3 separate regions of the Mus musculus genome follow, and all the other regions are linked to region 1. Evidence: chromatin loops called from intact Hi-C (ENCODE). Cell type or tissue: left cerebral cortex. All regions are shown on one strand. Links, peaks and the distances in the headings refer to the core of each region. The heading gives the core; the rest is flanking DNA. Region 1 holds the start of Gm36488 (a long non-coding RNA gene). Region 2 has its middle 63 kb from the start of Runx1t1. Region 3 has its middle 75 kb from the start of Runx1t1.

The links. A loop is a pair of places that touch in the nucleus more often than their neighbours do. Peaks named below come from ENCODE experiments on the same cell type or tissue, not always from the same donor. Only the 100,000 strongest peaks of a DNase experiment are listed, where the experiment ranks them.
Region 2: a loop joins it to region 1, with 3 times the contacts of the local background. A loop is called at or near these places in 2 of 42 quality-filtered maps.
Region 3: a loop joins it to region 1, with 7 times the contacts of the local background. A loop is called at or near these places in 2 of 42 quality-filtered maps.

The regions. Positions count from the first base shown.
Region 1 is chr4:13,583,090-13,593,950 of GRCm38, reverse strand. Gm36488 (a long non-coding RNA gene) reads left to right here and starts at 6,974. Exons shown (of 7, transcript XR_001784252.2): 1 at 6,974-7,426; 2 at 9,688-9,895; 3 at 9,983-10,070. Gm36438 (a long non-coding RNA gene) reads right to left here and starts at 8,406. Exons shown (of 4, transcript XR_881134.1): 1 at 8,245-8,406; 2 at 7,282-7,405; 3 at 1,706-1,823. In left cerebral cortex, for the core only: a CTCF peak has its summit at 6,681; DNase peaks (open chromatin) are centred at 6,809 and 6,936; H3K4me3 peaks cover 395 bases.
Region 2 is chr4:13,716,613-13,727,473 of GRCm38, reverse strand. No RefSeq gene overlaps it. Among named protein-coding and RNA genes, the nearest start is that of Runx1t1, 63 kb to the left of the region's middle. In left cerebral cortex, for the core only: no CTCF peak of the experiment used is centred there; DNase peaks (open chromatin) are centred at 4,136 and 5,731.
Region 3 is chr4:13,704,272-13,715,132 of GRCm38, reverse strand. No RefSeq gene overlaps it. Among named protein-coding and RNA genes, the nearest start is that of Runx1t1, 75 kb to the left of the region's middle. In left cerebral cortex, for the core only: no CTCF peak of the experiment used is centred there; a DNase peak (open chromatin) is centred at 5,260; H3K4me3 peaks cover 281 bases.

The DNA of each region.
Region 1 (10,861 bases), core at 1,939-9,938:
TTTTCCCATTTAGCTTCAGTATATTGAACACAGAACATACAGTATATTAGAAAAGATGTTTAAATTGCCTCATTTGTTAAGGTATTTTTCCTGGGTGAAAAGTCACACTCCTTAGCCTGGAAGTCACTGAAAATTTCTGCTTCTTCTCTCAAAGCAGATGCAGTGGCTTTGTGCAATCAGCTCAGAGGCAGCGTCTCACAAAGGTGAGGGCTAAATGCAGAAACTTGAAAACAAACCCCAATACACAGAACAATAAATGGTGTGGCAATGAATAATTATCGGCCTTCCGGACTCTAATCATTTCATGGCTTATCTTAATAGCAGTTAAATATGCTCTGACTTCCTCTCTCTGAAGCAATATTTAGATTTCTTCATGGTTCTGTTGGTGATATTTTCCAAATCGAGTGACGGAAGAGAAAACTCACCCATCAGAAAACATAAAGCAATCTGTAAAATTTTAAAGCTTTTCCCCTTCCTCTACCCCCACTCATCTCCCCACATCAAATGTACACCATGCTGAGGCCACTCCTTAGCTATAACTGACTGTTGTTGCTGTAGTAATCAGTCTCTGTCAGAGCAATTACGCAAAATCATCCGTTCTGGTTGTTTTTCACAATCCATAGCACACCGCGCAGAACAATGCTGCTGACAGTCCGAAGGGCACAGATGGAATTATCATACCTCACACCCCCCCTGACTGACAGTTACCTGCAGGAAGGGGGCGGACCCTATCATCAGGAGGACTGGCTTTCTTGTTACAGGAGAGCAAGAGGGAGAACCCTTGCTGTACCTTTGCCACCCAGGGAATCAGCAGATATTTCTTCCTGGTGTGTGTAAAACAAACAATGTCATTATTCTTCAGGGTAGGTGATGGGGTGGGTGTTATCCATGTTGAATCACTGGCTTTAAGATACTAAACAGGTTAATCAATAGGTGGTCCAGCCTCTGCAAGACCCCCATTAGGAGGCCAGATGAATTGAAATTCATTAGCCTCTCCTGACTTTAAATAGATCAATATTTCTAGGTCCTGCCCCAAAGTACATTGTTCAGAAAAATGTTTGTTTTCCGGGTCCTAGCCAATAGTTGTTGGGTAGACGTGATGCGATGGTGTGTGTGTGTGTGTGTGTGTGTGTGTGAGGTGGGGACAGAAAGTTGTGGGTGACATTTAAGGAGGGTGCAAGAGTCTGACTCCATTGTATCAATTGGCACAACCACTATTGTCTAGATACATGTTTTAGGGTAGAAGACGTCTTTACGCTGACCTTTCTTAAACACCAACTAACCACACAAAATAGGCAGCTCTCCTGAGAAGGCAGTGGTTTTTGCTGTTGTTGTTTATTTTGTTTTGCCTTTTTTTTTTTCTAAATTGGAAAACTAAATCAGACATTATTGCATTCCCCACAAACTGCTGGTGCTCCCCTCAAAGACCTGCCTGTCTCCAAGGAGAGCTGCCTTTATTCAGTGGGCTTAGATCCTGCAGACAGAAGCCACCCAGAGAGTATCTGCCTTAATGAGAGACACTGACTTCGGTGTCTCCACAGTCCTGAGATCTAGAGATGTACTTATATGAATTCTCTGTGAACTCAGCTCAAAAGAATTAGAGAAAGACGTGCAGCATATCACCCAGGTTTACACCTTTTGCTATACACACTAAAGAATAGGGAACAATCGTCACACATAGATAGACCTTGTTCCTTTCTCTCACCGCCTCTCCGTGCAGCACAGGCTCTGCACCCACGATGAAGCTCAGGGAATCCTCTTGCCTCAGCCTTCTGTGCTTTAGCATTACAAATGTAAGGCATCGTTGTCTTCAGCTGCACACCCTTTAAAAATATTTAACATTCCACATAGTTATTAGTATGAATTAACTGTACAAAATGATGTATTTCATTATGACATCTCACACGTGTATATTCCTTTCAAAACTTTCTTTGACTGGCAAGATTCAAAACACTAACAGAGAAGAGAATTCATTTGTTTCAGCTGAGGGGGAGAAAAGCAAATTGGAAGATCTGAATTCTTATGGTACGCTAATGATTAAACCTACATTAATCATAAGCACCAATGGCCACCAACAGAGCTTAATCGTTTTCTATCAGTTGTGTGACTGTGCTGGGCTCTTATGCTGGGCTTCTTCAAAGTATTTCCTTATAAGGAGGAATATATTAATATAACTAGATCTCCTGGGTAATCAGAATTTATTGCATAGCTATTAGAAAATGCTCCATACAGAAGTTGCTAGAGAGATGCAACCAAAATACCTGTCTTCTTGCTGTGTTTGTTTCTTAGACAACAAGGCTTTTAGTGTAAAAATAAAGTACAGTTAATTTCGAATTCAGTTAAATCCGGACAGTGTAGTCAGGGAATGCAATATAACTGGGACTGGAGTGTGGTTGCGAGACCCCGTTCTGCACGTGTCAGGGGTCTGCATGATTGAAGGGCCGATGGCAGGAGGAACGGCAGGCTGACTAGTAAGCTGTTTGCACCTGAGGAAATGAAGAGAACATGGTTTAGTTTGAGGTCTACACCTACATTCTTTGTCCAGAAACTATGACATCAGCTACTTATGGCTGTTGGGTGCTGAAAATCCCACTGGCCTGAATTGAGATCTAGAGGAAGGAGAAAACACATACTAGAAAAAGGACACAGAATACCTCACTGGTTATTTTGAACAGTTATCGCATGTTAATGTGATAGAATAAAAATGAGTAAGATTTATTTTGTGTGTATGATACTTTGGCCTGTATGCATTTCTGTGTACTAGGGGAGTACCTGGTGCCCATGGAGGTCAGAAGAAGATGTCAGTTGTGAACTGGATAGTTATAAGACACCATGCGGGTTCTGGGACAGAATCTGAGTCCTTTGCAAGAGCAACAAGCACTGTTAACTGCTGAGCTCTCTCTCCAGTCCCCATGATAGGTTTTTATATTTACTAGAATAAGCAAGATATTTTTCCACTTTCTTTTATCTCTAAAGAAACATACATGCACATCTATCTATCTATCTATCTATCTATGTGTATATATATACATATATATGTATATATTTTGTGTATGTATGTATGTGTGTATACATGTACTATGGCCCATATGTGAAGGTTCAAGGACAACTTTTAGAGGCTGATTTATTCTCTTTCTACAACATGTGGGTTCTGGAAAAATCAAACTGGGTGTTAGGTTTGGTGGCACGTACCTTTACCTACTGAGCCATTTGGTTATGGCTCTGTCCCTTCAAACACGGGTTGCCAAGTAGACCATTTCTAGCTATATATGTGGTCTTGTTGTATTAGATACTACAGGTCTACAGCTCCTTGCCCTGTAAGCACTTCAAATACTCTTGAAATCATTACAGCAGTGTGTTCAGTGGAAGGTGGCTCTCTTTCTTTTTTTTTCTTTCTTTTTTATGCATCACTTAAGAGACTATTTGGTGCATGATTTACTGGGGAAATAGCTTGTGTATTTTTTTTAATATTTTTATTAGGTATTTTCTTTATTTACATTTCCAATGCTATCCCAAAAGTCCTCCCCACCCTCCCACACCCACTCCCCCACCCTCCCACTCCCACCTCTTGGCCCTGGCATTCCCCCGTACTGAGGCGTACAAAGTTTGCAAGACCAAGGGGCCTCTCTTTCCCAGGCTATCTTCTGATACATATGCAGCTAGAGACACGAGCTCTGGCGGGGGCGGGGGGTACTGGTTAGTTCATATTGTTGTTCCACCTATAGGGTTGCAGATCCCCCCAGCTCCCTGGGTACTTCCTCCAGCTCCTCCATTGGGGGCCCTGTGTTCCATCCAATAGCTCACTGTGAGCATCCACTTCTGTGTTTGGTTTTGGTAGGCCCTGGCATAGTCTCACAAGAGACAACTATATCAGGGTCCTTTCAGCAAAATCTTGCTGGTGTATGTGATGGTATCTGTGTTTGGAGGCTGATTATGGGATGGATCCCCGAGTGCAGCAGTCTCTAGATGGTCCATCCTTTCATCTCAGCTCCAAACTTTGTCTCTGTCACTCCTTCCATGGGTGTTTTGTTCCCAATTCTAAGAATGGTTCTTATTTATTGATGAAAGCTAAGGTGTGGGAGAGACATCAAGATGCTTATTCAGCATACCAGGGTAGAGAAACTATACTTACAGATTCATTGTCCTTACTTCAATAGCTCTTTCTAAAAAGTCTTGATTCTCTGCATATGCTATTGCTGATTTTCTGGGTGTCAGAATGGAAATGTCTTGATTTGTAACACACATGCTGTTTATCTTTGCCAAAGCAAGTGTTTCTCGATGCAGATGCCACTTAAGGTCAGAAATTTCTGCTGTGGATGTGTTCAGAGATAAGTCTGCCCCAAGATCTTTGCAGGCACTTAGCTTCCCTGCCCTCCCTGAACTCTTATGGTTGGGATGATTACGACAATAATAGCAAATGCTGTGTAGGTTAAGTACCTGCTACACAAGCTTGAGGACCCAGAATTCCCAGAATTCGCAGAATTCCCAGGACACACATAAAACAGTCAGATATAGTGACATATTGCTTGTAACCCCAGTACTGGGGAGGGAGAGATCAATGGATTGTTGGTCTCAGTGGTTAGCTAACCTAGTCTACTGTGCTAACTCTAAAACAATAAGAGATACTGTCTAAGAGACAAAATCAAACCAAACCCAAGGTGGATAGCATCTAAAGAAATGACACTAAGGTTGAGGTTTGGCAACCATATACATGTGCACAGAGGTGCATGCACACACACAAGCATCCCTGCCCCATTAAACAAAACACAACTCAGCTTCCTTTACTCCAAACAATCTGTAAGGCATGGGGTCACCCTATATGTGGAAATTCGGATGCAAATGAGCTCAGGGCTATCTTGTTTCTATAAATATTGTATGTTTTTTCCTAGAGCACAACCATCACATTCTGCTTTTACAACATGAGAAAGCAGTTGAGAATTTACTACAGACAGTATCTCTAAATACTCTAAAGAGAGGAGAGAAGGTATATGAGTTTCCGTGGCCATAGCTTACTCTTGTCTCTTAGCTACTGAATGTCTTTCATGTAGGTTTTGGCTCTGTATCCTTCATTCTGATTTTTTTTTGCATACTTAAGCATCATTATTCTCCCTTGCTTGTACATGGGAATATGTAAAATTATTTTTAAAATTATCGTTATTATTATTAATTTTTTTGCAATGCTGACATGGATCCTGGGAACTTGTATATCCAAGGCAAGCAGTCTACCACTGACCTACATCCCCAGCCTAAAACTGCATCAACTTTCATCTACTAACCCTTAAGTTAGTTGTATGAGCCAGAAGACTGAATCTCAGTTTGGCTGGTGCCTCTGACCTCTCTGATGTCACTAGTAGTCTTTGCTTACCCTCCCTGGGACTCCCTCTATCTATGTTATAAGAGATAACAAGCTTTACCCACAATAACTGCCATTATGATGAGAGGACCTGAGGGTGTCAGAGATCCTGTGCTGGACCCGAGCCTGGGCAGGTTGCTTTTCTTTCTCTGTGTCCCCAGAGAGAGTGGCAGAGTCTCTTGTGCTTATCAATGGACGTACCTCAAACTCTGCTGTTCCTCTGCTCCTCTTACCAGTTCAAACACTCCTTTCAGTGTTTCTCTTCAAGAAAGTCATCATGGGTGTCACATGCCTGTGTTCTCAGCCCTTTGGTGGTGGAAATAGGAAGATCGCAGAAGCATGAAGTCAGCCTCTACTGCAATAAGGGGCTTGAGGCCAGCTCAGGCTATGTGATACCTGTCTAAAACTAAAACTAAGTAATCTAAACTGAAGCTAAACTCAAAACTAAAACAAATAAAGCAAAACAATGTCATTGTGAGAATGCTTATCTTTCTAGAAACGTTTTCCTCCCTCATCAAACAGGCCAGTGACGACTAGTTTGAAAGAGACTTCCAGGCAGAAGACTGGGCACTGAATTCAATTTGCAGTTGACCAGCTGCTCAGAAATCAAAGAGGTTCCATGTTGTCTTATTGCTTAAAGCCAGTAAATAACCTTGCAAAGAAGTTCAGAATTAATTGGAGTCGAAATAATTACAGATGATGATAAGCCAGCCACCAGAGAAATGCAATCGTCAAGCTGTGTGGTAACAAACGCATTGATTAACATATGTCAGGACAGCACAGAACAGAGCCTAGAAACCGAGTTACGAAGGTGAAAAAAATACCGCTTCAATAACATTTGTAGTTATAGTTCAGCTCCTTATTTCTGAGAAGGGAGAGGCTCCATAACTTAAAGAGAAATGTTTTAGTGACAGAATTAGCCTGAAAGGCCAACACAGCACACAATTTGCTGAGAGGAACCCATCTAGGATAAACAAATAGATGTTAACATTTGATCTGGCTGAGAAGTCGGTGTTGGTTGCGTGAGCCGCGGAATAGAGGGCTATCTCTCTGCAACTCCTGCGGTGGGACAGTTCATACAGGTTATCTCCCCACAGGTGAGGCCCTCACTCACCACCGCTCCAAGAACAAGGTGTGTTCTCTCACAGCTGAGGTGCCTCCAGCTTTAGAGCGTCTGGAAAACCACTCTGCCTGAAACAAGCCTAGTGCCTATAAAATGATTGGCGTGTGACTGCACTGTGGCTCACAGCTGAGAAAGAATCCCGGGATAATGTTTACTTGTACACGGAACAAGAATTTTCAGAGCCATTTGGTCTGTATTAACTCAGGTGCAGCGGCCAAACAGATGAACTGACTGGGAGACGAGATCACGTTGCGGAGTACCATCTCCTCCCGTTCTCTTGAGTTTTTCCGAAGAATTTAGGACATGACTCAGTTTCTTAACACATTGGAGGAAAATTTCTTCAAAGAAAGGAGTAATGTGTGAAATTAAGAAACAGAAGGAACAGAAGGAAGACAATATGGTAACACACAGTGAAGTTTCCAAGACTTGAGAATATATCTCTTGCAAAATATCCCTGTATGCTAAAGTGCACTCTGTTTATTCTAGCTTGGTGGCTCAGCTGGTCATGTAATATGTTAGCAAATGGCAGACTGAAAATGTAGAGCAAGGTTGGGCTAACGGATTTTTATCAAGAGGAAATGCGGGGGCGTGGTGTTCGTCTGTGTGAGTCTAGGGAGCACTAGGGAGTGGTCGAAAAGAGTGATGGGAGAAAGGACAACGCCAAAGAACAAAGAAGCTCTTTACACACGATCAGTGCCTGCCCTCCGTAGCTCCTTCCGGAACCACTGATGTTACTAAAGCATAAATTAATTCTCTGAGAGCAGAAGTTATTAGGCCGTTGTTATTGTAGTCAGGGTAGGCTCACCTTGGAGGAGAAATGCCACAGTAATAGGACAGTCATTGGAGTTCACACTGCACGTTGAAGCTGGGAAGGCTGTTCTACCACGCAATGCATCCAAGTAAGAGAATCCCTCTGGACATGAGCATTCCTAAAGGATGGAGCAAGCCATGTAAGTTTACTGTGAAGCAACTCTTGCTAGAAAAGTGGTTACCCACATTTAATATTTAGCACAAAGCTTTATGAGCATTTGATAAAATGTGTCCACCTCATTTTCCTGCTGGCTTTCTGTTGTTTTGTTGTTTTTTTTCTCGAACCTTCTATAAATCAGGAAACTGAGGTTCAGTGACTTAGAGAGACTTGCTAAGGTCAACAGTAATTGAACAGCAAAGCTTCATAATATCAGGTAAGCACAATAACAGAAGGATTTAAAAATAGCTGTCAGACCCACTTACAGAGTGAATTATACCCACAAGGCTTATTTTTGAATTGAAAAATAGACATGTCTCTGCTTCCTTGTGCCAGCCTCATTATACTTATAAGGTAATAGACTTTACAGGGAAGAAGATATCATAACACAAAAGAAAATTCTACTAAAAACCTTTAGAACAAGCAAAACATATATATATATATATATATATATATATATATATATATTTGTATATCAACTAATTTTCTCATGTTTATAATTATACTGATTCTGAAAAGCCATTGGCTTGTATTATTTTTAGAGTTGTCTTAGAGAACCACACCCAAGTACCAAATCCTTTGTACACTGGGGATGGGAAGGGAAGATGGAGCTGGGCAGGGGAAGGGAGGAGGGAAGTGTCAGGGGCTAGGAGTGGGGATGAACAAGAACAGAGGACGTATAGAGGATACAGGAGGAACCATGTCATAGTCCAATCCCGTACTTTATATGTTAACAAATATAATAAAAAAAAAAATGAAAAAGACTTATCTCAAGATTTCAAAAGAGAAATGTTCCATTACCTTTCTTAGAGTTGCCTCTGGGTTATGGGTAAGTCTGTGAGCTTTTCCTGGAAATTCTCAAGGATGCCTGAAAGCTTGTAATCAAGTTCCCCAATCTTAGCACAGTGGGCCATCTGCTAATCAAGTAGTCTGCTCAGTTTATCTGGAATAAATCACTACTACACATTCAGGCTCAATGTTTAGGATACAAGACATTTAACTACACGTATAATAGTTTATAAGCCTTTGTGTGTGTGTGTATATATATATATATGTATATATGCATATATATACATATATATACATACACACAAATATCGTATCTGTTTTATAAAATATATTTATATATTATATTTTGCATATTTTATATATAATTTATTACATATATACATATATATATCCCCTTAAATTTTTTTCTTGGATGAATAATATTTGAAGTGAATTTTGTCAACTTTGCAGAGTTCTCTCAAAAAAGACATGAGATTTGACAAAAGGGCTCAGTAGATAAGGGTGTTTGCAACCAAGGCTGTCTCGGCTCAATCTTCAAATTGTGGGAGAATTGACTCCTGCAAATTTTCTTCTCACTTCCATATGGGTACCTCTTGCCTTCCACACCAAATAAATAAATGTTATTAACAATTTTTTAAAGACAAAAGACTTAAAACCAAGTTTATTTGACTAGTCTAGTTTGGATAAAGCTTTTTGTTTGTTTGTGTGTTCTTGTGTTTGTTTTGTTGTTGTCGTTGTTGTTGGTAGTGGTGGTGGTGGTGGTGGTGGTGGTGGTGGTGGTGATGGTGGTGGTGGTGGTGGTGGTGGTCTCCCTGGCCTGTAGGTAAAAATGAGATAATCATCAGCGGAGGAAAACACAAATTAACTATATAATTATTGGAAGGAAACATCTCAGAATTGATTCTGAAATAGTTTATAGCTTCAGAACTTAAATCAGTTTTTGTCTCATTTTTATGATCTCTCAGTCTGACCTGGGTAGGTCCCACATGACTGCAATCTCAGTGTGTCGGAGACAGGGGTAGAATGACCGCAAGGTTGAGGATACTTTGGAATATAGAGTGAGACTTCCTCTCTGAACCCCGAGTTAATAATCTCCTAAGCAGTTTATTCTAGAGGAGATTCATCTCCCCGATCCCCCATCACTGTCTTCCCTGCCTTGGTTTACTCTGTATAACTCTTCATGATATAGTTTCTTTAAAGATGACCATTTTTTGTTGGGCCAACTGATGTAGTCACTTTTCCCAACAATAGCCCCTCTCTGCTTTTCCATTGTTTAATTGCTTCTCAAATTTTGTGACAAATTTCTCTCTCTCTCTCTCTCTCTCTCTGTCTGTCTGTCTCTCTCCCCCTCTGTGTGTGTGTGTCTCATTTTTGTGTGTGTCTCATTTGTGTGTGTGTGTGTGTGTGTGTGTGTGTGTGTGTGTGTGATTTTTGAAAATGGGTATCTCTATGCAGCCCTGGCTATTCTAGATTTCACTGTGTAGGCCGAGCTGTCCTCAAACTCAAAAGGATCAGCTTTCCTCTGCCTCCTGAGTACTGGGACTACAGCTGGTGTCACCATGGCCAGCTTTCCTTCAGCATTCTTTAGCACGGGTCTGAAGCCTCACCTTCACAGTGAGGAAACCAGCCATGAAAATCATCCTTCAATAACTACGTCTTTCATGTAAGTCTTGTCATTTTCTTTACATTCTCTTCACATCTAATGCATGCCATCCTGAGTGATCACATAGCTTTCTCTTTTTGCATTCAGGTTCTGTGTATCAGTGTCCTCCTGTTCCTGGGATCCTGCACTTGATGATTCTTGCCAGTATCTAGGATCGGTGAGCACTGTGCATCAGGTAATCCACAGGTCTAGCATTCACAAGCATAACTTGACATAACCACATGCTAACCCTAAGACGTAGACATGAACAGGAAACTGATTTTCTATGTGCTGCTAGGGTAGTCAATGGCAGATTTGTGATTTGAGCTCAGTTGGTTCAACTTTAGAAGCCTATATAAAAAATGTGCAAGGCACTGACTATTGAAGAAAACAATGCTGAAACATCTAATTAAGAGGTAAATTTTCATAGCATGAAAAGCGAAGCAAATCTAAAATTACCATATATAATTTTAAGAGGGTATTTCCTGGAAGAGTGAAGTTTTATAAATCCCATTTTCTTAAATAGATAAAAATATACTATTGTTGGGGCCGGGTGGTGGTGGTACACTCCTTTATTCCCAGCACTTGGGAGGCAGAGGCAGGCGGATTTCTGAGTTCGAAGCCAGCCTGGTCTACAAAGTGAGTTCCAGGACAGCCAGGGCTATACAGAGAAACCCTGTTCCCAAAAAACCAAAAAACCAAAAAACCAAACCAAACCAAACCAACAACAACAACAACAACAACAACAACAACAAAAAACCAATAACAACAACAAAAAACCTATTGTCCAAATTTCTAGTAGTCCCTGGGTGGATACCCAGTTTGAGTTTCCCGGCAGTGCTGTTCGCTGAACTGCACGTAGAGGGGATCTTCGCTTCCAGCCCTTCCTCAGACTGCTGCTGCTTGAGGTAAAGCACAGAGCCATACTTTCTGAGACTTTGAAAGGCTGAACGTGATATGTAATATATCTCTCTTTCAAGATAAGAA
Region 2 (10,861 bases), core at 1,475-9,474, 130 kb before region 1:
AATTAGTATACTATAATCACAACTAAACAATAACAATAACAAAATGATTCAAGGTTCAATTCTGGAGTCTTAAACCAGGTTTCTTTGCCATGTTATATGTCTTTATATGTGCTTAAAATTCATAAACTCCTGAATTTATGTACACAATTGAGAGTATATAAGTTTACTTGTGACTTCTTGAGAGAGAATCATTGAAGGTCATTAGATTTTCTTAGAGTCATTGTTCCAGAAAGCTTAAGAACCATTGATTTAACCTGAAGCATTTCCTTCCACTTCAGTTACTATGATGTTCCTCACAAAAGCCGACTGCACTGAACCAGACTCCCAGTCTGTTTTCTACTCCAGACACTGTTTCTGCATCTAGTCATTCAGAGGGGAAGGGGAAAGGATCTTAGAATAAAAGCACCAAATACAGTATTTCACTTGTGCGGTTAGGCAGATGGTAACATCTAAGTTGTGGTGTAGGAAGATAGAAGCAGTTAGCTACAGCCTGAACCTGTTCTTGTAAATAAATCCTAACTGGAACAAAGCCAAGTTCAGTCACTTTCTCCTCTCCTCTCCTCTCCTCTCCTCTCCTCTCCTCTCCTCTCCTCTCCTCTCCTCTCCTCTCCTCTCCTCTCCTCTCCTCTCCTCTCCTCTCCTCTCCTCTCCTCTCCTCTCCTCTCCTCTCCTCTCCTCTCCTCTCCTCTCCTCTCCTCTCCTCTCTCCCTCCCTTCCTTCCTTCCATCTTTCCTTCCTTTCTTCCTTTATTAAGATCTATTTATTTGTGTGTGTGTGTGTGTGTGTGTGTGCCTGTGCGTGTGCCTGTGTGCGAGTGTGTGTGTGTGTTTGTGTGTGTGTGTGTGTGTGTGCGCGCGCGCGCACGCGCGCGTGTGTGCATGTGCCTATGCATGTATATGTGTGTGTGTGTGTGTAAGTACAGGTTCAAACATCAGGCCTCAGGTGTGGTGACAAGCACCTTTGCTCATTGATCCATCTTGCCAGCCAGCACTTGAGTTTAAATCTCAATATTTCACGGCTAACATGAAGATAACCTTTATTGCCCTTGTCTTCTTTTTATAGCTATCATCAAACTCCAACATCATTTACACAAGAATAAAATACACCTTATGAAATTACTAGTAAGATCACCACTATTATTTCTAAATTAGCTGCATACGGTGACACAGATGATTTCTAAGAGAGGACTTGGGAAAATAACATTTGAAAACACTAAACGTATTAGCAATTGCCTAGTAAATACCCCATAACATTGTTACACATTCTGGTTTTTGCTCCCCAACGTAATTAATATCAAGTGTTGAATTTTTAGGAAAAACCCATCAAGATTTCCTGACTAAATTCTAAAAGAATGAGTGGAAGCTGGGTGGCGGTTGTTCACATCTTTCATTCCACCACTTGGGAGGTAGGGGTAAGGTCTACAATGCAGGACAGCCCAAGCTACACAGATACCCTGTCTCAAAACACACTAAACCAAACCAAAGCATCCCCCAAAAGGAGAGTAGAAATTATAACATCTAAATAAATGTTTTCATGTAATTATCTGTTCAGGTGAGACTTTGGATTTAGTTTAGGATTCGCAGTGTCCTGTTACAGGGAAGAGATGTCTGACGTAATGTGCATTATGCAGTATGAACTCTGATTTATCATTTTTGATAAATTCTCAGTTTATGCTTTAGAAACTTGTATTTGTGACTTCTTTCAATAAAAACTTAAAAATATAACAACGAAAGATAGCATATACATTAATTTTCATGAAGGAAATAAATGCTTTATTCATAATCTCATAGAACCAGTTAAAGTTAATAAGAAGCTTCAAAACCCCCTGTAAAAGATTTCATCTCCTTTGTTTTCATTAAAACATTCACATGTTTGTTTTGTTTTGTTTTTGTTTTTGTTTTTTTTTTTTGTCCTCTGGTGCATTATGGAATGATATAATCTCTTTTAGCTTCACTGAAAGAAAAAAAAAGTGGAGTTGTTTCTAAATATTTTCTTTGAGGCTAAATAATTCTTTGACTTACAATCTTCTTCACCTGTCAGAATAGAGGTATGGAAAGACAAAACCAGAAGGAAAGACAACCTCTTGAGAATTAAGATATAATCAGGAGTTATTGCTTTAAGAGTTGACAAGGTACATACAAATTTACACTTTCTGATACTAACTTATTATTTAATTTTAACCAGATTTTTCTAGGCAATGGGGCTACATGCACTAACAGTGTCAGTGCCAACTTCAGCTGAGAATGGTCATCTTTTGAGGGAGGCTCTCTTGCCCTCTTTTAGCTCCCCTCCTCTTCATTTCTCCAAATGGAGCCAGACTTCATGGAAGGGTCACCATAGTAGGTTGGACCAAGACAAATGAAGTCTGGATTCTGATCATTCTCAGCTGAGGTAGAGTACAGGGAAGACTTCAGAGTTCCAGCAGGTCCTGCTCCCCCAGTGATTCAACAACATTGGATTTTTCTTACCTATATTTCTCTCATGTCAAGAGGGAAGCCTTGGAGAATGGGTTGGTCTAGCTTGTGTTGGGTGTCTACCTCTTGACTCTGAGACAGGCAGAGAACTTTGATTAGGCTGGACATCTAGTTGGAGGCTGAACCCAAAGATGCCCAAAGCAATCCAGGTTCTACTAAGAAAAGGGTAGGAAATGAAACCTGGGAACACCCCTGACATTTAGAAGATATCCACGAACATTCGGGCAACTAAAAACTAAAGGAATCAACATTTCTAATACACCTGTAAAGAAGAATAGAAGCTTCAATTATGTCTCTTCTAATAAGTAAGAACCAATGAAAATGTACACCTCCAAAGGGAAAAACAAAAGCAAAACCAGCTTCCTTTGCCTTCTACTCAAAGCATAGATTATGTCTGTTTCCTGAAATAGAAACTCTCTCCATACAGTCAGGCAGGGATTACTCACTATGTTCTTCATTCACCTCATTCCCAGGGGTCTATAGTCTGTTCATCTAAACTGTAGGAAGGCCACATATCTGCTGTAGGAGTATTCTCTTTAAGTAACTACAATACTGGGCTCTACCACTACTACTGACTTTTCTGCATTCATATGTTATCAGGAAGTTCTCTGAAATGCTTATCTATGACAGAGGCATCACGAGGATCCTCAGTCCACTTACATCTGACAACAACTGTTTACTGTACTTTGTAGCACTGGAAAGTTAGGGTCACATAAGGCAAGGCATTTGAAGGGTGAATGCATATAAAATACTTGCTGTCCTACAAATTAGGAACCAAAGACTTTGCTCTACTCCATCCATTTCTAACAGCAGAGACATGGCAATGGAATAGAATATGGGTGAGTCATGAGACACCGGGTTTTAGAGAACATTAGCTGCTCGTCACTCCGAGCTCAATACAGATGTCTTAACAAACACCAAGCACAAAGTAGGTGAACCAATAATTATCCAGTCTGCTAAGTAAGAGAAGATTCTCTCTATTAACCTGTGAGGAAAGTGAAATGTGGCCTGTGAAAAACAGTAAAGAATAAGGCAAAGTTATATATAAGATTAGTGAGTTATGTTCATGTGGGCACGTGTGTGTCTCCACGGGCGTGCACGAATGCACACACACATACGCGTGGTAGGAAGTTAAGTATAGAGAGAAAGATCCAGAGCATATAGGAGCAGCCCATTCTCCAAAAATGACCCACTGAAGAATCCAGAGAATACCAAAGAAAACGACTTGGCATGAGAAAGCTCTGCCTTTTACGGAAGCTGGCATCCATGGTTGCTTTCGCTGTCTGTCCTGCTGGCTCAGGCCCTTTGCTTCACTGTTGCCACAGCTCTTAGTGCTTTCAGACCCCTGTGTCAATCATTTCTGGCCTTTCTCACATCAGGCTCTGTGTAGGATTTTATTGGGTTGACTACAACCCCCCTCAAGTGGTTCCATATGCCAGCGCTGGCTTTAGCGCCACTTTCCACTGATCCTTTACTTTGAGTTCCAACGCTTTTCAGACTTTTAATCTGGGTTCCCGTGGCTCTTCCCCGTTGGCTGCTGGTGGCCTAATAGCCTTTCTTCTCCCTGTGGCTCTGCTTCATCGCCCTGTTCCCAAGCAGATGCTCTGGCTCCCTCCACAATGCACACTGCCAGTTCTGTGGCATTTTCTTGCTGCTTTTGGCTGTAACTCTCAACTTTTCAAGGCCCAATTGTAAGACACCATGTGGGACAGATCCAAGGAGAGGGGTGTGGAGGATGGTGCAGGGACGTGTGTGTGTGTGTGTGTGTGTGTGTGTGTGTGTGTGCAGAAACTGTGTAAAAGATGGGAAAAGAGGCTGAATTTATTGTCAAGGCATAAGGAACGTTCCTATGTCTTGTCTGTGACATGCTTTGGTGTCAATTGGTAACAAGAACACTCCGCCTCTGGCATGGGAGGGACACTTCTTAGTGTAGGGTCTTTTTAAAGGATACAATTTGAGGTGCCTGCTGTTGGCTCAACTTCTGTCTTTCACCTTAGTTCCTGTTTATCTTTTGTTTTCCTTTCAGTTGAGAAATCAGCTTGCCGGTGGCATCAGGTGTCTTCAGCTGCCTCTCCAGCGCCCATGTTCTCAGCTTTCTATTGAAACAGGGGTCATTTTAATATTAAAAACAGAATTAAGACATGCCAGTGTCTTCCTTTTCATGTCTTCTCTTCTTCCATCCTTTGACCTTTAAGCCAGTGGTCTTTTCTATGAAAAAACCAGTATGGCACAGATGAAGGCTCACATGTTGTAAGAAATGGGCTTACCAGAAACAATGGTTGTTACCCATGATTACAAAATGGAGCGAGAGTCCAGGAGATGATTGCTGTGTGCTGTTGAGCAGGGATCCTACTTTACACTTTTAGATGTAGCCCTTTCCTGGTTATAGATAGATGCCAATCGCTAACGAGCACTCTGCCTCTCAAGGGTTAGTTGTCGAAGGCTGGAGACATTTCAGTTTGCTAGAGTTGGAAAGGGATATTTGTATTGGCAGCCATGGTACCACACAGGGGCCAAGGGTGCGGCTTAAACCTCCTACAGTACTCATTTCTGACCTATCACAAAGAGTTACCCAAATCTGGATGTTAGTTCTTGCGCGCGCCCAACTGGCCAGGAAGAACGACGCTGCAACAGGATCCTTCTGCACACGTTTATTCAGTCCTGTTTCTTCTTGTTTATATCTCCCTTGTTTATATCTCCCTCGAACCCTGGGCCTCTCACTCTTTTATACTCTCAGTTCCCATCCACGCACAGCAGGCCACGCCACCTCACCAGGCACGCAGCTTCAGCTAATCAGGGCAGCAGGGGCATATCTCCATCAAAATGGATTCACCGGTATCCTGGTACACCTGCGCAGCTCTCAAGATGTTTGTGGCTTATATGAGGAAGTCAGGTGCAAGTCATACGACTTAGCTGCAGTCCCTGGCGCCTTTGGGACTGCTGCCACACCCACTCCTCACAGTTAGTGATGGCAAGATCGACCTCTAGTTGCCTACAGCTGCTAAGACTCTTGTTATTCTCTTAGAAGACATTTGCAGCATTATCCAAATACTCTGTTACATAGTCCTTACACGAAAGTCAAATTTTTTTTCCCACAAGAAACTAAGTTCTTTATCTCACAGTTTTAGAGGTTTAAAGGCATGAAGCCTGCATCAGCTCAGCTCTGGTAAGGGTTTCCTCTCTGCTATTACCTCACAGCAGATGGCAATGGTGGAAATGTATATGAAGCATGAGATAATGGTTTCATCCAGGAAGCCAAAGAAAGACTGAGCGGGGGCCTGGCTCCGGGTTTTCTAACAATCATTCTGAGGAAGATCCAGATATAGACAACTCCCGGTTGGAGGTAACTGAGAGGTATGCTTGCCCGTCCACAGGCAGCAGTCTATTGATTCATAGTGTAGTAACAGTCTCATTGAGGTGGCTCTATCACAGCACAGAAGGCAGGGTAAAACAACTCACAGCAGAACAATGAGGAAGGACCTTCAGGCCAATTCTAAAGGAAAAGGCAAGTGGTGTAATTCCTTTGTGCTACAGTGTATTCTTACTCTCTTTCTCCCTGGGGCCTCCCAGGGCTTCTTCTTAGCTTTCCAGGTGCATTTTAAGTTGGAGCTTAACCAGAAGAAAACCAGAAAATGCTATGGTTTGAATTTCTTCCCTAAAATTCACGTTCTGGAAGCTCTGCTCCTGATGTGATAGTTTTAAGAGTTGGTGGATCTTTGTGAACTAGGGTAGCACTGTAGCTCTAGTCTTTAGTATGTGCTCGATGTCCATGTAATAAAGGTTTGATTCCCTGGCCATGGCTACTGGGAAGTGGTGGAGACTATTGCGAGACTTACACGTTGTTGGGGACATGCTTTTGAAGGGGACTTTAGGGCCTGTTTTTGGATCTTCCTTTTAGCTGCCTGATCATGTAGTAAAAGGTTTTTCTATCATGTGTTCCTACTTCGCTTTGCCAAAAGACCAGCCAGTTATGGATTGCAACCTTTGAAACCATGAGCCGTAGAAAGCTTTTCTCTTGACATGATCATCATCTTGGGTGTAGAGCAGCATTTTTCAACCTGTAGGTCCTGACCCTCCGTGGGGGCAGATAATCAGACCCTGCATATCAGATATTTACATAACAATTCATAACAGTAGCAAAAATGAAGTTATAAGGGTCATCACAACACTATTAAATAGTTATATTTAATACAATTGTATTAGTGGGTCGCAGCACTAGGAAAGTTGACAATCATTGGTATAGAGGTTTGGGGGGCTGACCAACACAAGCTTTGTGGGTGGGACTGACAGTTCTCATTTCCAAATTAAAGTTTGAGTCATTGAATGATTATAATTGTAGCTATTCCATGTGCTTGGCTCCTTCTCTATCTTCTGTATCTCTTGCTTCTTCATTGTCATGGTGTGACAGAGACACCAGTGACGATTGGCAAATGCTGGCTTTTGGCCATTTGAGCTTTCCAGCTACTAGAAACATGAGACAAATCAACCCATTTTATTCAGAAAGTATCTTGCCTTGGATATTTAGATACAGAAACACTACACTGACAGAGAGACAATGAAAGGGAGAGAAGAGTTTATAGACGTGGTGTGCATTTTATAATTTTCTTGGTGTTTTATCCTTCATTACCTGTGCTGTGGTTTGAATCTGAAATGGCCAACATAGGTTCTCGCTTGAAATACTTACCATGTTAACCCTGTCAATCGGGAGAGTTGAAAAATCTCTCAGAAATCATGGGTCCAAAGAAACTTTTCTTCTCCTAAGTTCCTTCTGGTTTTGCTTGTTTTGGTTTTTTGGTTGCCATAGCAACACAGAAACCTGGCATACTTTCCTTAGGCCTCTGCCCAGGCTATCTCATCTTCACCTCTGCTTTTTCTTCAGATGACCTTGTTCTGCAGAGCCAACAGAACATCTCCTGAGGTGTGAAAATCGGTTCATCCTTCAGGAGACAGTTCATGCCACTTTGAGGAAGCCAGTCATCTCAAGTACAGACGTTCATTGGCTTTGTCTTGATATTAATACGATTTCATTGTTTCGGTGTTTAGAATATCATTCTCTGTCTTATAGCATTATCACTTCAGCTGTATTTGTTGTTGTTTTTGAGAAGGTTTGATGTAGTCCAGCTTGCCTGCAAAAAAACGATCTTGAATTTCTGATCATCTATCTCTCCAGAATTGTGTGACACTTTTCCTCTGCAGACACACATCAACTTACGCAGGCAGGGAACAAAGGACAGGTGGAAGCGATGTTGTATGAAAATCCAACTTCCTGAACTAATGCATTTGCTGCAGTCAGGGATAAGAATGTGGGTGAGGAGTTAAGTCCAGGACTTTGGGTGTTGTGTTACATTCAGAAACAGAAACAAGTCAAATACAGTGTGCACCCAGCATGGGTGATGACTCACAAAAGATGCACCCCTGGACCTCTCTGACAACTTGCCAGCAGTGTGACACACCAGAGACTCTTCTCCAGGAGGCTGCTAGCCTGGCCAGAGCTAACCCTCTCTGCAGTAGTTTAAACTGTTTCTGTAAGTTTAGGGAGGGGCCCTGTGAGTCCTGTAAATTTCAGCTTTCTAGGGTTTATAAGGCTGTTTACTTCTTCAGTCTCAGGAGCCTCCTCCTAGGATAGAATGTTTCAGTCTGGGCGGAAACTGTGTCACAATACCAGAGCTAGGGCTACTGATGTGTACCGCCAGGCTCTGTTTATAAGATGCTGGGGACAGAATTGGCTTGGTGCATACGGCGCCAGGATTTTACCCACCCATCTCCATCCTCGGTCCCTGTGTCAATTCTTAAGTAGAAATGCTATGAAGATTAGGAGAAACCGGATGGGATGCTAGATGCCTGTAATTCTAGCACGTGGGAGCCAGAGGCAGGGGCAACACCCTGTCCTCAAAACAAGTTAACTAAATAAGGTCCAGAGATGTAATGACTTTGAATCACCCTTGGGACACATGTTAGAAATAGATCTAATTTTATATGACCGAAGGAGGCGTGGTGGTACGATGCTTACTGGTGGAGAGAATTCTGTGAACTGACCAAATCATCATGTGATGGGTGGATTGGGCCCTGCTTAAGCCAGGGCTTCGCTGGGTGGTGTAACATGGAATGAGGCCTGCAGCCTGAGTACACTTATTTTCTGGAACCTGGCTTGCTTTCCATTGTCTGTCTCCAAGAATTGCCTATTTGAATAATTATGGTATATACTTGTTCTCTAGAACATAGTTAGTTTTTAATAGTGTGTCTCCAAGAATTGTGTATTTTAATAATTATATAGTGGTCTATGTATATTTTAGGTAGAAATTATCCTTTTCTTCAAATTTGCAGAGACTCAAAGTAGTTCTGAGATGATGAGAAGATGGTACAGAATCCAGTGTCCAAGGAAGCACGGCCTGCATTTTGCTCTCCGAAATTCTATTCCCATTCTCTATAAGATCTTCCCCAACCAGGTGTTTTAGAATGACATGTGCTGACAACTTATAGCAGATGAAGGAAGAGATCCCTATAGGTGCTGGAGAATACTGACAGAACATAATTTCGAAATTAACTTACTATACAAATTCTTCAGTTTATGGTCACTCACACCATTTTGATTGCTCAGAGACATCTAGTCTGTCTTCATCAATATTAACAGAAACACGACAGGACACCATCATGGGAATAGCACCCATGAAGAGAACAGAAAGATGCTCCCCCTTTGCAGGTGGCTATGTCCCTGTTCTCAGACAAGCCAAGCTAGTCTGAACCCTGATCTCTCATCTGCAGACTGGGGACATAGTTTCAAAGACTTTGAAGGAGACCTTCAGATTCAAAGTAATGTCTATGACTTCTAGTTTAATGGATGCTTCAGTGGATGTAATAGGCGTGTGGGTTAGAGGAAACTCCACAAACTCTTAATTATATTCGATTTGTACTAATGAAGAACCCAAACCACAAGGAAACTGGCTTCACTTAAATGTATATCGCCTTAAACATCCTTTGCTAGCTACCCTGGTATATTTGTGACTTGGTTCAAAGCTATGGTTTCTGTGCTCACTAACGAGAATTTACAGAGGACCCTGCTTTCTAGAATTTATCCACTATGATTATAAAAATAAATTATTTTTCTTGTTTAAAAATGAGGAAAAAAAATACTGTGAGGTTTACACGAGACACTTCAAAGTCTAGTGGAGGAAAAAGGCAGGAAGTGGTTCTGTTTGTCTAAAACTGTTTAACATTTGAGGCCCAAAGTGATACGAAAACCAAAAGGAATGGTCTCCAGGAGGAAGAGGAACGTTTGATGGTTGGCCTAGTAAAATAAAAGCACACATTAGTGAAACTGAACGCAAAGACAATTCCATCACGGCTGCCGCTCACAGATGAGCCCTCCTGCTGGACTGCCTCCAACCCTTACGGCTGCGCACACTATAGCCACCATGTGTCATCTGCAAACTTTTTATATGGGAAGGGCCAGCCAGCCTTCTTGGCCAAGCTGCCGCCACAAAACCTGCTAGTGATTTGGGTTTCTATGTTTTCTGAAGATGTGCTACTTTGAGGCACAGGATACATGTGCTTGTAGGTTGTCCAGAGAACTCTCACAAAGGACTGTGTGATGAATGTTTTAGGAAAGTCGATCATTTCTTTCTTCCTTCCTTTCTTCCTTTCTTCCTCTCTTTCTTTCTCTTTCTTTCTTTCTTTCTTTCTTTCTTTCTTTCTCTCTCTCCCTCTCTCTTTCTTTCTTTCTTTCTTTCTTTCTTTCTTTCTTTCTTTCTTTCTTTCTCTTCCTTCCTTCCTTCCTTCCTTCCTTCCTTCCTTCCTTCCTTCCTTCCTTCCTTCTTTTCTTTCTTCCTTCCTTTCTTTCTTTCTTTCTTTCTTTCTTTCTTTCTTTCTTTCTTTCTTTCTTTCTGGAGTTGCTTTGTGACACTGAGCATAGTCGCTTTGCAAAGCACACTGCTTTTTGTTATTGTTGTAACTTTAAAATCTGAGCAAATGAATACAGAGTACAGTTAAACACTCCCAGACATTAGGGATAATCTGTCTTTAACAACTTGTGCGCATTAGCTGCCTTTTGATAGCCTCTGGGAGGGTGGGGGAGGGAGAAAAAGCATCATGGGATTGCTTAAAAGAACTGAAAATCTAAATGTCAAAACTGTATGCTTTACACTCAGCTAGAGAAATCCCTGCCTCACCAAAACCACCCACGTTCCAACACCCCCTGTTTGCTTTGGAGACTTAGAAGGAGTTAAAACAGCTTCCTTGGCATCAGATATCAGTATAATAGGCTTTTACTGAGGTAATTAAAATTTGTTTATAATTAATACAGATGAATTGGTTTCTGCACAATAATAGTTAGGAGATTAACAAAGGCCACATTTTGGCAACAGGACCACATTCTTTTCCAAGTGCTGTGG
Region 3 (10,861 bases), core at 2,005-10,004, 120 kb before region 1:
ACCATCCTCCTTTCCTGTTTCCTCAGCAGTCTTCAGTTGTTTTCTTTCTACTCCTGTTTGCCTACAGTCTTTTAATAGAGCAGCTTCAATTTTGTCAGAATAATTTTTAAACCATGTCACTTTTCAGACCAAACTTCCTCAGTGAATCATCCAAACCCTTCCCAGGCCTATGCGACCCTACAGGAGGCTTCTTTAGTCTTCTAAATTTACATCGTAAGCTCTGTGGTAGCTCACACCTGCTGGGTTTCCTTGGCCGGTTATGGTAGGCATAGGGTGTGCATCTTTCTCAGGACTTCTGGTCTGCTGTTGGTGTTTAGACTCATGCTGGCTTGAGAAAACGGATTAGTGAAGTTCCAGGAACTGTGCTAGGTAGTTGTGCAACCACCAGTGACTGACCATGAGCCAAGGCAGGAGTACTGACACCAGAGAAACTGGGAAATTTAAATGTCAGGTTTTCCCATCACATAGAGACTTTCATATATTTAGCAAACTGCCACCATCTTCTGTCTTCCTGGAAGGTTCTCTGTGAGCACCCTCCACTCCCATTCTAGCTCCAAGAACTTCTTCAGGTGCTTGTGTAAGACCTTATTAGGGTGGGCCCTCTGGTGATCCTATTCAAATCCCTTTCTTGTATTCTTTTTATCATTTTTCTCAATTCAGCTTATAATTTATTTACTACCTTCAAGTTTACTGCTTATGTCCATGCAGTAGGCAATGGGATGAGAACATGCATGAATTAATATTCTATCAATGCATCTTCCCGTCTGTCGGTGCCCAAATCATATCCATCAACATTCTGTCTTACCATCTAATGCTTGAAGTGTTAATTAAAAGGCACTGTTTATCTTGAAACTTTCATCAGAAATAACTTCAATCACAGAACGGTTGCAGAAATGATATTAAAACCTCATCTTTTTCTCAGACCTGTGGTACTTAATATTTTCCAATGTCTCATCTGTCTATCCATCATTTTATATTTTTGCCTTGATACGTGGTTTAATTCTTCAGCCTAGGTTGGCCTGAAACTCACTGAATAATAGGCAAGATAGACATCAAGCCATGACCATTCTTCTGTTTCAGCCTCGAAAATACTAGTATTATAAACATGAATGAAGCTGCTGTTAATTTCAGCAACTGGGAGGCTGAGACAGGCAGATCTCTAAGCCTAAGGCTAACCTGATCTAGGCCAAGAACTGTAAGACATTCTGTCTCAAGAAAAAAAGTACAGCCAGTCGTGGTGGCACACACCTTTAATCCCAGCACTTGGGAGGCAGAGGCAGGTGGATTTCTGAGTTCAAGGCCAGCCTGGTCTACAAAGTGAGTTCCAGGACAGCCAGGGCTATACAGAGATACCCTGTCTCAAAAACAAACAAACAAACAAACAAACAAACAGTACAGAAAACAAAACCAAACAGACATGAACACTTCACATGCAAAAAGGTATAAGACTGAGGAGACATGGGATAGTATAAATGGGCTAAAATGAGTTAAGAGCTAGTTGAGGAGCAAGCCTAGCTTAAGGCCTAGGCACAAATACAGAAATAAGTCTTAGTGTCCTTACTGGGGAGCTGGAGCCAGCTTACAAAAAACCCAAACAGTTACATACATCTATGTGGCCAAAAAGGCTAGAAAAGGGCTTTGGATGCTGGTGAGCTGGTTTCGCATCTGATTTTGAGTTACCCAGTTTGGGGGTTGGAAATCAAAATCAGGTTCTCTGGAAGAACAGCAAACAGTCTTAACTACCGAATGATCTCTCCAGCTCCTGAAAAATCCTATTTACCCAATAGTCATCTCTGGCCATTTAGATTGCTTCCAGTAATTTCTAATTATAAGTGGAACTGTAGTCATTAAACACTACATTTTAGGAGTTTAGCTTTATTAGTTTAAGATCATTGTTAAAATGTGAATAAGCCTGGGAACTATAACTCTTGAAGTGATTTTCAGTCATTTATATCACACTGGGCTTGCATAATAGCACAACATTCTTGCATTCATAGAGATGTAAGAAATACAGCAACATACTAATTTATTGAGCATGTAAGCACGTGTGTACATGTGGTGTGGGCAAGAATCCCCTGAGGAGGAATTTAGGGCAGAAAAAGGGAAGCTGGTAAGGAAAATTTCTTCTATTGTTAAGTTGGATTGAATCCCAGTTTGTACTTGATATTTCATTCAGCCAGGAGATGCTGACGGGGAACCTGAGCCATTTAAGACTGGGATACAGCCGTAGTCAGGATTCTAAGGCCCTATCCAGCAGCAGAGAGGTGCTTGCTGGCTGCTATAAGCCCTAACAAGTACTGTGTGCACTGAGTATAATCTGTGAAAAAGGCATTTCAGAGAAGGGAGTTGAATATCACACGTGACAAAGAAATTCGGTTCTATTCTAGAATTATAGGTAAATCATGGGACCTTATAAGTTCCAAAGTTCCCTTTTCTTTTTTTTTCTTGTTTTCTTCTTTCTTCTCTTTTTCCCTGTCCTCCTTCTTCTATCTCTCCTTCTCTGCCTGTCATATTGGTGCAAATCCAATTTACAGCAGCACTTGGGAGGATCCAGGGTTCCAAGGCCAGCCTTGGCTACATGGAAAGAAGAAAGCCTTAGTAGAAGCAGGAAATATACACAGGTCAGAGTTGACTATGCTTTTGGTTAAGGCTAGCACGATGTAACTAGTGAAAAATAATCACATTTGAGATATATTTTAACAACAGAGTCCATTGAACTGGCCTTTGATTCTGTGGGCTGCAGGAAATAGAATGAATGAATCTTCCTTCCTTCCTTCCTTCCTTCCTTCCTCCCTCCCTCCCTCCTTCCCTCTCTCTCTCTCTTTCTTTCTCTGTCTGTCTCTCTCTCTCTCTCTGTTTAGTTTGTGTGTGTGTTTTGTTATTTGTTTTGTTTTTGTTTTGTTTTTTTAATTTTTCAGGACAGGGTTTTACTGTGTAGCCTTGGCTGTTCTGGAACTCGATTTGTAGACCAGACTGACCTGGAACTCACAGAGATTTGTCTGTTTCTGCCTCCCAAGTGCTGGAATTAAAGGCATATGCCACCACCACCCATCAAGAAATGGATATTTATTAGACTAATCTGATGAAAATAAAATTATAAAAAATTATGAGTATGTGCATTTGTGTGAGTATATGCAACATGTGTGCAGATTTACTTTTCAAGACAGGGTTTCACTATCTAGCTTTGGCTGTTCTGAAACTTGGTTTGTAGACCTCTGATACGGTAAGAGGGTGTCCACACCCTGTCGCAGGGGATACAGTGTGTTCCGAGTCACCTGACAGGGGTGCTGAGACCCACTCAGGTCCTCTGGAAGAGGAGGGAACACTCCACCAACGAGTAGCTCCCTTAGAGTATTCTTAATTTCCTGTGAGAAAACATGATTATGTGTTTTCATAAGCCCTCAGAGATACAGCCCATGCTAATAGCTTTATGTTCTCCAAACCCCTACTAGCTAGAGTTTTGTCAACATGTTCCATCCTTGCTAGGTATAAGATTGTTTTTCACTGAAAAACATAGTACATGGAGGAAATAGTGAGCTATGATAAACCAACAAGAACTACACTTTTTTTAAAACTATATATATTGAAAATCAAGTGGGTCCATAATAATTTAGGGTTCCCCCCCCCTTTAGACATCAGGTATTGAGTTCCTACACTATGCTAGATACAGAGTTTGGTGTTGGAGGTGTTCTGTAGGATAACACAGATATGAATTCTGTTCTTTTATATTTTTAGATTATTTTTCTTTGTTTGTTTGCTTGCCTGCTTGTTGTTGAGACAGGTTCTTTCTATATTGTTCCAGGTGTCCTGGAATTCATTATATAGACTGGGCTGGCCTCAAACTCACAGAGCTATGCCTTTTAAGTACTGAGATTCAAGGCCTGTGCCACCACGTCTAGCCATAAATTCTGTTCATTTAGCCAATGTGGAGACAACATTCAATCTAATCATACCACCCCAGTGAATTATACTCCAAATGCTAGATAGACAGTATACTGAATCTGGGTTGTATGTGACTTTTTAAAAATTAGGGTCTCGTTTACCCTAGTTGTCTTCTTACTCACTAAGTAGCCTAGGCTAGTCTCAAACTTCTGATCTTCTTGGTTCTGCTTCCAAGTTCTAGGATAATCGACATGGATCACCACACCCAACCTTCATCACCCTTAATTTGTCATTATTTGTCTCACAACAAAAATTACAAATAATCAAATTAATTTATATATGTATTTGAGGAACAATCTTTTCTTTGTTCACATGTTTGTTTAAAATGAAAATTAAAACATTTCTTGATATTTTTGTAGGGTTTCCTTTGTTTGTTTGTTTGTTTGTTTGTTTCCTTCGAGACAGGATTTTGCTGTATAGCCCTGGCTGTCCTGGAACTCATTCTGTAGACCAGGCTGTCCTCGAACTCATAAATCCACCTGTCTCTGCCTCCCAAGTGCTGGGATTAAAGGCGTGTACTACTATTGCCCAGAGGGCTTCCTTTTTTGATGCTCTTTTAAAATAGACAATTAAAGAAGACACATCATAAGTTTGGCAATATATTTTGTGTTCAATCTTTTCTTCAGCATTTAACTTTAAAAAGGAACAATTTTTTTTTAAGTAAAATAATGACTTAATTGACTGATTATTAAATGATTATTCCTGGTAAACCCTTGGAAAACTGGTAGCACTTTCCTGGCTTCCTGGAAAACATTTGATGTGGTCACAGTATGGATTGAATACATTATGTTCCCAAAGCTTAGTATTTGAGCTCAAGTCCCAGCTAGAGGCATTGTTTTCAAAGGTGCTGGAGATTTTAGGAAGGGAGCTTACCTATAGGAAGTAGGTCACTGAATTATTCCCAGCTATGTCTTCTTCCTTCCTGTCTACCTCCTTCCTTCCTGTTTCCACTCTTGCTTACTCCGTGCTTCCTGTCTGTCATGAAGTAGGCTGTTTTGTTCCATGTCATGCCCCGTAGCTTGGGGTTCTGACTTGTCATATGGTAAGAAATAATGGATTCAAGGGCTGTGAAGAGAAACTTCCAGAATTGAGAGCCACATATATCTTTGCTCATTTAAAGTTATTCCTTCAGGGGTTTGTTCCCGCCCATTGATGCTGCTGAGTCACTCAGGTGTAGGCATTCTGATTGGCTCCTGTGTGAGCCTGCGCAGGAGAGTCATGGCTTTCTAAGTGTCCTTGGTAAACTAGCAGCATCTGGACTTCCCAGGGACCTGTTCTAAATAAAAACTCTGGAGTTTCCAAACATATCTTCCAAATCAGGAACAGGAGGGGGCCGGGGATCTGTGTTCTCAAAAGCTCTACGCATCATTCTGGCGCTTGGTAACATTTAGAACAAATGCGGGTTTCTCCCACGCATTCATTCCCAGTAGCATTTGTAACTTAGACCGCACATAGCACTTTCTGAGTGAGTAGGCTAAAACAGTCAGTACGGCAAGCTAGGTTCTTTCTTTCACGGAGTTAATGTGTTGTGTAGAGGAAATGAGTACAGGGGTTGATTCCTCAGGAATGGAAGTGCCGTGAAGACAGCTGGAGACAGCAGAGAGTGAGGCAATTCAGAGACAGCCAACAGTCCAGTGTCACTCCCGACCCTGGTCTGGATGTTATTCAGATGTTAAAAATAGGATGCCATCAGCACCCTCAGACTGAGAGACCAGCTCCAACACTGTAGACCTTAGAGAGACACAAGGCCTCCAGGTGACAGTCCATTGTGACACAGGCTGAAGCAGAAAAACCTGGGGAACCAAGAGGGCAAAGAGACCAGCATTGGGGACCCATTCTAGGGACCCATTGTACATTTCAGTGCTTCATCCAGACCAACAGTTCTCAACCTGGTTGTGACCCCCTTTGGGCATGGAATGACCCTTTCACAGGGATTATGTATCATATATCCACATCAGGATTCATTGCAGTCACTCTGGGTAATGATAACTCTGGGTAAGTTAGGAGCAAGGGTTGTCATGGGAAAAAGGAAGTCCCAATTTGTTTCCATTCTGTTACCACCGTACTCTTATATTCATTCCTAAATGAATGGCATATTTAGTACGAAAAGATGTAGTCCCAGAAATAGAATAGGTACATTAATTATACCACATTTACTATCAATTCACTTTTAAATACTGATGACTGTGATTTAGGCTCTTAAAAAAGCTGAGCACTTGCACAAATCATGCCTCCAGAGACTATGTGCTTTGTGCTGATCAATAATTATTCTGCTAATTATGAAGATATAGGGAAAACCAGGCCATTTATAATTCTGCCTTCATGCACAAGAACAACTCCTCAATGCTCAGAATATCTATCAGTCTTGGTTGCCTTAATGTCCTAGCAGATGACAGCAACCTTCATTGATCTTTTGGAAAATACCATTTAATTTCCCTACTAAGTATGTTTTGACTTTGAAGGAGTAAAAATTTTTTAAAAATCACCATCTATTGTCCCTATTGGTTTTGCCTTTATATTTGAAATGTAATCTGATGAGGGATTCATTCATTAAATACATAAAACTTCGCCAGTGCAAAATGATTGTGAGACATAAAGATTTTTAATTACAATGAAGTCTGAATATCAAGAATAAAACCAAGATTGAGTTTTTAAACCTTCAGAGAGGCTCCAATTGTTAGATTTTCTTTTTTACCTTATTTGATTTTCTTCTTTCTTCCTTTCTTCCTTTCTTCCTTCCTTCCTTCCTTTCTTTCTTTCTTTCTTTCTTTCTTTCTTTCTTTCTTTCTTTCAGAAAGCCTCATGCCGCAGAGTGAGTTACATATCCATTTTTTTTTTTTTTTGAGACTAGGTCTCACAACCTGCCATCCTCTTGTCTTGATGTCAGCTGTAAATTTTAGGTGTGCAACAACCTTGGTACTAGACCTTACTCCTCAGACAAAGTCTCTGGTGGAAGTATGGTGACACTCCTCACATATAATGAGCACTTTGGTCAACAGTCCAAGAATACAGTGACCCACAAAGATGGGCTAACCATGGGAAAGCATAATCTTATTTAATCAAGGTTTTGTATGACACAGAGGCCTTCGGGAATGAAGAGCTGAAGACCCAGCGAAAACTGTCCTCTGTTTTATGCTTAGGCTTGAAGCAGAATGGTCAGCTTGTAGAAGTGTGATTAGAAGACAGGTTTAATGGTAACAGCCCAGGAGTGGGACCTGGGCAAGAGCTGTCTACTTAGAGTCCTGTGGGTTTTCCTTGTCACTAGTTTCTCTCCTGGGTGGGAGGCCAGGGATGTTTAGAATGAAGGTTTCCATGGGAGAGTACAGTGACCTTTCCAGATTGTGTAGGGTTTACTTTGAAGACAAAGGCTTTTTTTATGATGTGCCTTGAGAAGCAGAGATTCTGGTCTCTATGAGTTGCTTCATGGGAAAAAGCTTGCTAGGAAAGAGGAGGGCAGAGGGTCTCAGAGAGAGAGAGAGAGTGTGTGTGTTCCAGAAGCAGATGCTGCTGCTTCTGAGTGCTTCCCATCTCCTGCACTTCAAAGAATTCAGTGTGTCAAAGCCCGGTGGAGCTGGATAGCACTTCCAATGTCACAATAGATGGGAGGTGCGAACCTAGGGGAGCAGGGCCCATTCCCACTGGGCCATATGTATCAAGGTAAATACTTTTCTTTCTGTTCTACACACAGCTGTGCATGATGGAAAGGGGGAGCATCGGCTATTCTGATTTTGTTTTTGCCAAATAGTTGATCTGGCCACTCAAGGAGGCTGCTGGTAGGGATAGACACCAGGGCAGAGCTTACACTCATCTCACTATAATCGAGTGATGAATGGGACTGGACAGATGGTTCACTGGGTAAGAGCACTTACTTCTGCTCTTGCAGAGGACCCTGTTCCATTCTCAGCACCAACACCGGGATTCAAAGTCATTGGAAACTGCAGTTAGAAGGGTCCTGACACTATTTTTGGTTTTTGAGTGCATTGCATGTATCAAGCAAAACACTAATTCATACACAACTTTTTTTTTTTTTTTTTTTTTTTTTTTTTTTTTTTTTACAAAGAGCATTAAAAGGTAGGGAGACTCTGGCCACACTTTCAAGATGGGACCAATAGGATTTGCTGGTAATTTGATAAGGGCTGAAAGAATAGGTAACTATGATGTCAGGCTGTTTGATTTGGTAACTGGGCAAAGCTGAAATGGAGTAGGGACAAGTATAGTTTTTTTAGTTAGCCTTCTAGAGGAACAGAATTTATATAAACATTAAACAGGATGTATTAGAGTTGCTTATGAACTGTGATCTGGCTAGTCTAACAATGGCTGTCTCCTGTTTGTTATAAAAGGAGAATGAATTTATGAAATTCCTAGGCAAATGGATGGACCTGGAGGGCATCATCCTGAGTGAGGTAACCCAATCACAAAGGAACTCGCACAATATGTACTCACTGATAAGTGCATATTAGCCCAGAAACTTAGGATACACAAGATATAAGATACAACTTGCCAAACGCATGAAATTCAAGAAGAACGAAGACCAAAGTGTGGACACTTTACCCTTTCTTAGAAATGGAAACAAAACACCCATGGAAGGAGTTACAGAGACAAAATTTGGAGCTGTGACGAAAGAATGGACCATCTAGTGATTGCCGTATCCAGGGATCCATCCCATAATCAACTTCCAAATGCTGACACCATTGCATACACTAGCAAGATTTTGCTGAAAGGACCCTGATATAGCTCTCTCTTGTGAGACTATGCCGGGGCCTAGCAAACACAGAAGTGGATGCTCACAGTCAGCTATTGGATGGATCACACGGCCCCCAATGGAGGAGCTAGAGAAAGTACCCAAGGAACTAAAGGGATCTGCAACCCTGTAGGTGCAACAACATTATGAACTAACCAGTACCCCGGAGCTCTTGACTCTAGCTGCATATGTATCAAAAGATGGCCTAGTCGGCCATCACTGGAAAGAGAGGCCCATTGGACTTGCAAACTTTATATGCCCCAGTACAGGGGAATGCCAGGGCCAAAAAGGGGGAGTGGGTGGGTAGGGGATTGGGGGGGTGGGTATGGGGGACTTTTGGGATAGCATTGGAAATGTAAATGAGGAAAATACTTAATAAAAAAAAGAAAAAAAATAAAGGCCATAGTTGTTCATTTCGTGAAAGTGTATGCCTCAACTGCTCTTTAATATAGGTTGCAATCCTGAAAAAGTAGGTTCTATTACTAGTGGTGGTAGGATGTCTCAGCAATAGTATCCATGAACTTGACAATAAGAACGGAATTACACAGGCAAAAAACAAAACCATCTTTCTTCCAGGTTGTGTTTATGTAGGCATCCACCAGAAGGTATGGCCCAGATTTAGGGCAGGGCTTCCCACCATTAATGATCCAATCAAGAAAACCCCTTTCAGGTGAGCCCAGCTTCTTGGGCATTAGTTGATTCCAGTTGCTATCAAGTAGACAACCAAGATAAGCCATCACAGGTAGCAGGAACCAGAAAAGGCCATTCCAAAGGACTTGCATCCACTGATCTTTATGTGTTGTCAAGCTGCTTTCCTAGGGATGATGTGGACGTTGGGATCTGACAGATGTCTGAGTGCTGAGTGTGAGTGTGGGGTAAAGTGTGTGTGTGTGGGGGGGGTAAAGGAGGGGGGTAACAGCTACAAGAACCTTGAAGCAAAAAAACGTACTTTGTAGCATATGTCATGATGAAGGAAATTCAAATAATCCAGCCTACTTTGTTTAATTGTAGCTCTTCTATTGTGGGCAGTACCACTCTTAGAAGACGATTCTGGGGTGCATAAGAAAGTAGGCAGAGCAATCCATGGGGAGTAATGGATCCCCTATGGCTTCTACATCAAGTCCTGCCTCCAGGATTCTGCCCTGTCTGAGTTCCTGTATTATTCTCCCAGTTTCACACTGTGATTGGGAGATTACACACACACACACACACACACACACACACACACACACATATATATATATATATATATATATATATATATAACTTCTCCAAGGTATCTTTTTGTTACTAGTCTTCATCATAACAATATAAATGATCAACCATCCTTAAAGCCACCATCCTCCAAATGACTTACTTTTGACCACTTCAGACTTGTGAAGGAATACACCATGGTGCGGAGAACTCCCTCATTGCCTTTCATGTCTTACCTTCACTCTGTGGTCCAGCTGACTTGGATGATGATTCCTGGGGAATCTACTGATTATTAGACTCTGGTCTTATAAAGGCGAATGAAGGATCAAATCTTGTGGCTAAGTCAGATATATCCAGATTGAGTGTATTAGCCATTTTCTTACCGCTCCCATAAAATATGTTTCTGGCAGAAACAACTTATAAGTTGTTTAAGGTCAAATGAATTTAAAGTTCATTTGAGCTCCTGGTACCAAAGGATCTCATTCCATCATAGTGGGATGGCACAGAGAATGTTGTCATGACCACAGCAGAGGTTAACCTTCAAAGCTCTGTACCCAGTGACCTATTTCTGCCAGCTGGTCCAGCCTCCCATAGGCTCCACACCCTTCCAAAAGCTCTCGAAAAGTTCCAGGAACTCATGCTTCAGAATTTGTATCTGTGGAGAACATTTGAGATTCAGATGGTAACCACGAACATGCTTGTATGTTATTGTTAGTTATTTTTGTATTATTTATTTATTTATTTATTTATTTTTGCTTTGTCTTTACTACAGCTGACAAGAATTGTTTGTGCTGTAGGCTCTGCTTTATTCTTATTCCCCTCTCTTGCCTGAGCCTGACTTTTTTTTTTATCAGACTTTTGTTCATATTGTTCCAAAGAAACAGTTATGTGACCCTACATAGCCGGAGCCGATAGTCACGTCTCAAGCAAGGCCTTCTGGACCTTTCCTGTAAGTCATTCCCAAGGCCTTCTCTCATCCTTGCT